Linked DNA regions of Homo sapiens: region 2 is linked to region 1. The links are chromatin loops, found by intact Hi-C in ENCODE. Cell type or tissue: PC-3. All regions are shown on one strand. Links, peaks and the distances in the headings refer to the core of each region. The heading gives the core; the rest is flanking DNA. Region 1 overlaps LINC02068 (long intergenic non-protein coding RNA 2068). Region 2 overlaps NCEH1 (neutral cholesterol ester hydrolase 1).

Region 1 (4,403 bases), core at 95-4,094:
GTTTGTTTGTTTTTGAGACGGAGTCTCATTCTGTCACCCAGGCTGGAGTGCAGTGGTGTGATCTCGGCTCACTGCAACTTCCACCTCCTGGGTTGCAGTGATACTCCTGCTTCAGCCTCCTGAGTAGCTGGGATTATAGGTGTGCACCACCACGCCCAACTACTTTTTGTATTTTTAGTAGAGATGAGGGTTTCACCATGTTGGCCAGCTGCTCTTGAACTCCTGACCTCAGGTGATCCACCCACCTCGGCCTCCCAAAGTGCTGGGATTATAGGTGTGAGCCACCACGCCCAGCAACAATTATTATTTTCATGCGATAGCATCTATTGGCCTCCTCCTATAGCGACCAATGCAAAGAAGAGCAAATAAATCACTGCTTTGTTCACCTGTTAGCCTCAGAGCATAGCCAAATTCCTAGCACATATTAGGCAATCAAAAATATTTCTTGAATGAATAATCAAACAAATGAATAAATAGTTCCTAACATGTTTTAAAATAAGTTATTAACCTTGTGGCTAGCTGCAACATTTCCCTCTTTCCTGTATCTTGTTTTTAATTAATAGGTTATTTTTCCTAACAGTAAATGTATTATGTTGTTGAAATTTTGGATACGACACAGAAAAGTGCAAAGGAGAAAATATAAAACCACACATACCCTAAGGCCCAGAAGCAACCTCTGGTAATGTATTGGTATCCTTCCAGAGCTCTTTTCAATGCATATATAGTACATCCTCCCATATTATAAATCTATGGCTATTAGTCTATAGTCATGTGCTGTGTAACAACGTTTCCATCAATGACAGACTGCATCTAGGAAGGTGGTCCCATAAGATTATAATGGAGCTGAACATTTTCTGTTACCTAGTGGCATCATAGTTGTAGTATGTTGTAGCACAACACATTACTTGCATGCCCTTAGTGATGGTGGTGTAAACAAATCTATTGCACTGTTAGTCATATAAAAGCATAGCACATACAATTATGTACAGCATACAATGCTTGATAGTAATAAGTGACTTTGTTATTGTGTTTATTATACTATACCTTTTATTTTTATTTTAGAGTGTTCTCTTTCTACTTATGTATTTTTTAAAAAGTTAACTGTAAAACATCCTCAGGCGTGTCCTTCAGGAGGTATTCCAGAAGGTGTTGTTGTCATAGGAGGTGACAGCTCCATGCACGTTACTGCCCGCCTCTCCCTGCGAGGTAAGACATAGAGATGGAAGACAGTGATACTGGTGATCATGCATGTTACTGCCCCCGTCTCCCTGCGAGGTAAGACATAGAGATGGAAGACAGTGATATTGATGATCCTGACCCTGTGTAGACCTGGGCTAGTATGTGTGTTTGTGTCTTTGTTTTTAATGAAAAGTTTAAAAACTAAAAATAAAAATTGTTAAAAATAGAGAAAAACGTATAGACTAAGAATATAAAGAAAGAAAATATGTTTGTACAGTTAGACAATGTGTTTTAGACTAAGTGTTATTACAAAGGAATCACAAAGTTTAAAAAAAATTAAAATATTTTTAAACTAAAAATGTTACAGGAAGCTAAGTTTAATTTATTATTGAAGAAAGAAAAAATGTGGCCGGGCACAATGGCTCACTTCTGTAATCCCAGAGCTGTGGGAGGCTGAGGCGGGTGGATCACGAGGTCACGAGATCGAGACCAGCCTGGCCGACATGATGAAACCCCCGTCCCTACCAAAAATATAAAAAATTAGCCGGGCGTGGTAGCGCGCACCTGTAATCCCAGCTACTCAGGAGGCTGAGGCAGGAGAATTGCTTGAGCCCAGGAGGTGGAGGTTGCAGTGAGCCGAGATTGTGCCACTGCACTCCAGCCTGGGCAACAAAACAAGACTCTGTCTCAAAAAAAAAAAAGTTTAATAGATTTAGTGTAGCCTAAGTGTACAGTGTTTATAACGTCTACAGTAGTGTAGAGCAATGTCCTAAGGCCTTCACATTCACTCACTCAATCATTGACTCTCCCACAGCAACTTCTAGTTCTGCAAGCTCCATATACAAGCATAGCATTTTTATCTTTTGTATCATATTTTTACTGTAACTTAACATTGTATTACAATAGCCAGCAGTATTTAGTACAGTAACATGCTGTACAGGTTTGTGGCCTAGGAGCAATAAACTATAGCCTGGGTCTGGAAGGCTATAACATCTAGGTTTGTGTAAGCACAATCCGATATTTACACAATGACAACATCACCTAATGACACATTTCTCAGAACACATCCCCATCATTGTTAAGCGGCACATGATTGTATTTTAATATAGTCTCTGAAAGTGGCAGTGCTCTGGGAACACTTATATATAAGGTCGCCAATATCTGGTATGAATGAGTGAGTTTGTCAAAGTGTTTTTACCATTGACTGAAAAGATCTACAGAACCTGAAACTCAAGAGTCATCAGGGGCAAATGGAAAACATTTTTGAGAAGGAGGAAATGAAGCTCAACTTTACCCATTTTAAAATTGAGGCTGGGCGCAGTGGCTCACGCCTGTAATCTCAGCACTTTGGAAGGCCAAGGCTGGTGGATCACCTGAGGTCAGGAGTTCCAGACCAGTCTGGCCAACATGGTGAAATCCCATGTCTATAAAAATACAAAAATTAGCCGGGCGTGGTGGCGAACATCTGTAATCCCAGCTACTTGGAAGGCTGAATCACTTGAACCTGGAAGGCGGAAGTTGCAGTGAGCCGAGATCGCACCACTGCACTACAGCCTGGGCGACAAGAGCAAAACTCTATCTCAAAAAATAATAAAAAATAAAATAAAATAAATGGAGCCACAGCTGGCCTTGATGATGAACATCAAGTCAGTATGGCTTAGTGCAGAATCCTAATAACAATGGTCCTGTCTTGCTAAAGAAGTAAAGCAAGCAAAGACCCCATAATATTACCTGCATTTATATGTAAGAAGAAGGACAAAGAGGTTTTTTTTTTTTCTCAAAAGTTGTTTTAAGATTCATAGGCATCCAGCTTTCACTTTTAAAATTAATGTTAACTTGTTTCCACAAAAAGTGTGAGGAAATGAGTCAGGAAACAGTAAAAGGGCGGAGTGGGAGAGTGGGGGAGAGAGAGAAAAGAGACAGAGAGAGAGAGAGAGAGAGAAACTCATCTGAGGAATAAGGCAGGGTGATTACGTCTGAGTGGTTTTACTATCCTACGCCTGGATTTCCTGAGACGGAAAATTCCAGGAATAGGAGCTGCCTTGAGAGCTTCCTATTGGCATTCTTTCCTATTAATTTGGCTTTTCGCAAGTTATTAGGCAACTTAAGCTGTTTAACTTTAACAATGTTCTGTTTTTCTGTGGTTTCTGGATTATGTAATACCTAACCAAAGAATAAACAACCAAAGAAAATAACTTTTACTTCATACTTTGGCAAGTGTATTCAAAAGGCAAAGATCTAGATCTGAGAAACAGTTTGGTAAAAGTTAAGGTGCAATCAGAAAACTAAGTGTCACAGAAATGAACTTATTGGCCACTCAGGGAGGTTTTCAAGGTGATATATTTTCAGTGAAATGAATCATACATGTTTGTACGGTCACTGGTCAAAGTGAAGGTTACTCGGTAGAAAAGCAATGTTGTTTTGATTGTACTAGTCTGATGGTGAGAATGCCCCTGAATTCAAATTAAAGAAATGTTTATTGCTGGTGCCTACAGCACTGATATATGACTTTGTTTTGCAGTTGAACTCAGGTCACCTTTCTTGCTATTGGGAACTTATTTTTCAACCCAGAAGATAAAAGAACAGATGATTTAACTGATATTAAATAGAGGCTCTTATTACCTTTTGTGTGGTCACATTTTGACCTGAATTGAACCTATGAGAAATGTAAACAAAACTGTATATACGTTTAAATGTGAAGTGAATTCTTCAGGCAGAAAGCACAAGGTTATAGCCATAATGTAGAAGAAAAAACAATAAAAAGGCAACCCCAAAGCAGGTACCACCCTCATAACTGGTTTGATTTATGTGATCTTGGAGATGATTGCCACATATAAAATGCAGATAATAATAAATATTTATCTACCTGCCTCATGGAGACTCACACGAAGTACTGATGGGCGCTACTTTCACAGTAATTTGCCTTCTTTTCACCTTAACCTTGCTAAGCGTTATGCTAAGTGCATTGTATTTTATATCTATTCTTCTCAACTATTCTGCAACCTGAGTGTCCTCTCTCTCCTCTCTCTTTCTCTTTTTTTCCTCTCTTTCTCTCTCTGTCTCTCTCATAGAAGAAGAAATTAAAACTCAGAGACTATAAGTAATTTTTTTCAAGGTGTAAGTGAATGATTGGAGATCACAAGACTGAGAACAATAGACTATTCTTTATGAGGAAATACAGGCTTTGGATTGATTCTCTTTTCATTTGGTTATTTTATCTGACA
Region 2 (4,403 bases), core at 336-4,335, 86 kb after region 1:
TACTAAAAACAAATAATAAAAAGCAAATGTGAACAAATAATAGAGTTACATGTACACATGAAAAATTAAATCTGATTTCTAATAACATGCAACTACTATATAACAGGAAATGCATAGTTTAGTTTTGAATATATTACTATCTAAATATTTATTTCATAACGGACTATATGAAATGCACCAAATTAATCCTGATTTTATAGCTCTTCAAATGTATACATCTTTCTGGAAAAAAAATCACAGCAAATAAGCAGTCTCTTCCTTAGAATCATGCAATTTTAGGCTGGGAGTGGTGGCTCATGCCTGTAATCTCAGCACTTCAGGAGGCTAAGGAAGGAGATCATTTGAGGTCAGAAGTTTGAGACCAGCCTGAGCAACATAGCCAGATGCTGCCTCTATAAAAAAATTTTTTTTAATTAGCCAGGCATAGTGGTGCACGCCTGCAGTCCCAGTTGCTTGGGAGGCTGAGGAAGGGGGATTACTTGAGCCCAAGAGTTTGAGGTTACAATGAGCTGTGATAGAGCCACTGTACTCTGGCCTGGGTGACAGAGTGAGATCTTATGTCTAAAAATAATAATTTTAACAATTTTGCTCTTTTAACACTTCATTTGCTGCAGTTCAGTAAAGTGATCAATTTGAAGAATATGGTATTTTCTTTAAATGAACACGTAAAAAACTAGAATTTTAGGAAGTCTTAGCATTTCTTAGAGGATTCCAAAGGTCTGCAGTAACAGAACCAATTTAATATGTAAGAATTTAATTCTTAGTTACTCTCAGTAAATTAAGATCTATATTGTGCCAACTGAGAGCCAAACATTTCCTTATTTATAGGGTTTCCAAGGCAGTCTTAGAATCGGAAGCTTAAGAATTACATAGACACCTGTTACCTCCACCTGCTCAAGTTCTTCCTCAGGCAGAAGTGATCAGTCAAAATTATGCAGAAAAGGCCAGGCTGACTCTTGTAATCCATCCCATTCCTGGCACCCATACTTGCTGTCCTCCAGTACAATGTTTTTCCTGGCAAGCGTCCAATGCTACAGATTCAATCTCTTTTAAGGCAGAAACTCCTTCTTATTCATTTTTGTATCCCTACACCCGAGCACACCTTAGACTGACCAATGGTCCAGACTTGCCCACAACTGTTTGAGCTTTTGCACTGAAAGACCTGCAGCCCAGCAAACCCCTTGGTCTCGGGCAAACCTACATACTCATGAACAGCTATTGAAAATGTGAAAAAAAATCACTGAATAAAAGAATAAACAACGGATATGGAATTAAATAAGATTACTAGAAAAAGTCAAACCTTTTGACCTTTGTTGCTTTTAAAAAAAAATCACATAATGATAAAATAAAAAAAACAAGTTGCCATTGCTTTTAAACTAAGGGGATGCCAAAAGCTCTGGACTGAAGATGAGGAAGTAGCTCCATGATCATTTATTAGCAGAGACAAGACCCCGAATTCCGCCTTGGGAGGTTCTCTTCTGGGCGGCTCTGTTTGGCTGCCTGCCATTTTGAATGTGTTCTACTCATAAAAATCATCCAAATCTAAAGAAAATATTCTTGAACTTTGCAAGATTGTTTCCTTTGAATGGTTGCATATATTTTTACCTTTGCTTTCATAAGCAGATAAAATGTTAACATGTGTATTAAGGAATACCTGGTCTATTTCATAGAAATATATCTTCAAAACACAAGTTGGCAAAAGAAGCACAGATAATTCCCCATATGCGTGCCTGGTGAAACTTCACCTTGTTTTGGTGCAGAAAGCTGTATCAGCACTGCACAATAAGTTAGTCTGTGATTTAGATCATAGGAAATATTTTTACAACAGTCTACCTGAATTGACAAACAAACTAACAAGCAAAAAACCTTTACAAAGGATAACCATTTAATTTATCACCCAAACCAGGACCCTTTTGAGAGTGAAAAGGGGGCACTAGTCATAATTTTGCTGGGACAACAGGGGTAACTGGGACCATCCAGGGGAACCTAGATAAATGGTCCCCTTCTTTCCCACTAAGAAAGCCAAACTCAGTTACGCATCTCCCCCAAGGCCAACCACAACAACAAACCATCTGAAGGTGACCAGGACGCACTTGCACTTGCCAAGGCCCAGCCTCCTCCGTGGATATAAACGACGCTGCGTTTCAGTGGCTCTTCGGGCTTCGGAGGGCCTTCAAACACTCTGACTTCCACACCATCAAAGTCTGTGTCGGTCACCTTCACTTGGGCAGAAGACCACGCGCTTTTTTTGCCAAAAGAAACAATGATAAAATTCAGTGCCAGCAGGTGATGGCTCAGTCCCAGGTAGTGGATCAGGTTACTCTGCAGGGCGAGGGAGGAAATAAAGAGGGAGGGCGCACGTCAACTTGGCATCACCAGAGCTGCCCTCACCAACTGAGTGTCTGAATTCCTACAAGCAGCTGCCACTGGACTGGAGGGCTCATTGAGCCCTTTTAATACAAAAACCAATTGTATTTACCTTTTGCTTTTGGACAAAATATTTTCATACATGAGATCTCCTCAGGTATCATCAGTCCCATTTTATTGAGAAGGCTTAAACAATAACTATGCTTGTTCATTTCATTGGATAAGTGGTAGTTCTGGGACTCAAACCTAAGATTAGGTTTGAATTCCAGGATTCAGTACCTTTTTTTTCTAAATAAGTATATCACAGTTCCAATAACATACTAGGAGTAAAGAAATAATACTTTATTTCAATGCAAATAAAAGAGGAAAATGTTCTATTTACTTTAATTTCTTTAAATTCCTTTGTAACATATATTTGGGTGTGTCTTATTGCTTAATTTCTTTAAATTGCTTTGTAACTTCAATATATTTAATTGTATCTTTAAATGTGTCTTGTCCTTTTGAAAGGAGCGTGTGAGAAAAAAGAAACATTGTCAAGGGAGGCCCTGGCATTTAGAAGCAGCTCAGCTCAGATATAACCAGAAGCTTTTTAGAAATGAGGCAAAGACCATACTGCCTGATGGTCTCTTCCCTTCTGAACCCTCAGGGTATCAAGCTCTGCATTAAGTGTTCGCAGAAAGTTATTTGGTTGCAGAAGGAACATAGCAAGGAGACCTAATTTACCCACCAAGCAAAGACACTTCTGAGTTTATATCCTTCTCTCCACTTTCGCAAGTTCATCAGGAAGGGGAACAGCTGGAGAGTAACAGTGCTCTTTTGTAGATGATGAAACAGAACACTGGTGATTAATGATCATAAGATCACGGAAACAATGTTGCTAGCAGAAATCAGGACTATATGATGTCTGCGATGTGGCACCTTACAGCTTCTCAGGCTGTGCACAGCGTACGACGGTACACCTTGAAGAGGGTCCGTGTGTGCTCATCGCCTCAGCCTCTGGGCAAATTCCTGAGCCCTTTACCCCAGTGTCCCATATAAACATTATAACTGTGTGTGTATATTTTATATATACATACATATATATATATACACACACACATATATATATGTCCTGTCCTGTCATGAAAAGAGTTAGAAAGCACTATATTATAACAGCATTAGCAAATGTTAATGAAAAACAAGAACAAGAGGCAGTTAATCAAACAATGAACAGCTATTTTAGGAATTCCTTTAATATTATTCGCTGGCAAGTATAAGCAGCAGCAGAGCAAATGAATATTAAGAAAATTCAACTTCTACATGTGCCCTGACATCAACTGCCCAATTTACTGAACAAGTTGAAACTGTTCATGTCTTTGATACTAATTTATGCATGTGTACATGCACATATGTGTTCACACATGTACTGCACAGAGGATTCTAACTATCAACTTAAGTTCTTTGGTAAATTGGAAGAAGGCAATTACCATTCGAGTTTTGTGGTAAAATGTTAGTCTAATTTAGAGAATATTGAGATCTGCCAGGGAATAGCTAAGAATCACTGTATTTCCAAAGTTTCTAGAGTAGATATAATAAACCCTTGTTAACACCATTATCAATTAATAGGGAACATGCAAGCTCCATTCCACTTGTCACAGGACAGGTAGTTTGACTGGCACGAAACGATGAAATATGAACAAAGAAATGGCAGACCTGGCTCTGTTATATTATGAACTGTACTTTTCTTTTTAATTAAATGAAGACTTTCTTAAACACTTGAGACAAATTACATGAGTTTCTTTAACTATATGAAGCTGTAAAACAAGTGAATTGTCTTTATATGACAGATATGAGAAGACTGTACATTTTATAAGAGAGCCCACCTCGAGTTTCCTTTATGTAATGCATGCTCTGAGTACATGCGGGTTTGACTCAATTTGTTCACACCTTTCCAGAAACATCTCTCCATGTTAGCTTATGTTTCGCTTGCATTCACAGAATACTTGAACAACCATCTGCATTGTTTACAATAGCAACACAGTGGTGTGGGGGTAGAA

The links. Hi-C counts contacts between places; a loop is a spot of excess contacts. Peaks named below come from ENCODE experiments on the same cell type or tissue, not always from the same donor. Only the 100,000 strongest peaks of a DNase experiment are listed, where the experiment ranks them.
Region 2: it touches region 1 in a loop (2.1-fold over the local background); 2 of 110 quality-filtered maps call a loop at or near these places.

Annotation. Positions count from the first base shown.
Region 1 is chr3:172,559,871-172,564,273 of GRCh38, forward strand. LINC02068 (long intergenic non-protein coding RNA 2068) reads right to left here. Exons shown (of 4, transcript NR_146714.1): 4 at 1,031-1,199. Among named protein-coding and RNA genes, the nearest start is that of LINC02068, 34 kb to the right of the region's middle. In PC-3, for the core only: no CTCF peak of the experiment used is centred there; DNase peaks (open chromatin) are centred at 391, 2,191 and 3,151; H3K4me3 peaks cover 1,129 bases; H3K27ac peaks cover 2,951 bases.
Region 2 is chr3:172,645,793-172,650,195 of GRCh38, forward strand. It overlaps NCEH1 (neutral cholesterol ester hydrolase 1), which reads right to left. Exons shown (of 5, transcript NM_020792.6): 2 at 2,094-2,322. Among named protein-coding and RNA genes, the nearest start is that of LINC02068, 52 kb to the left of the region's middle. In PC-3, for the core only: no CTCF peak of the experiment used is centred there; a DNase peak (open chromatin) is centred at 2,349.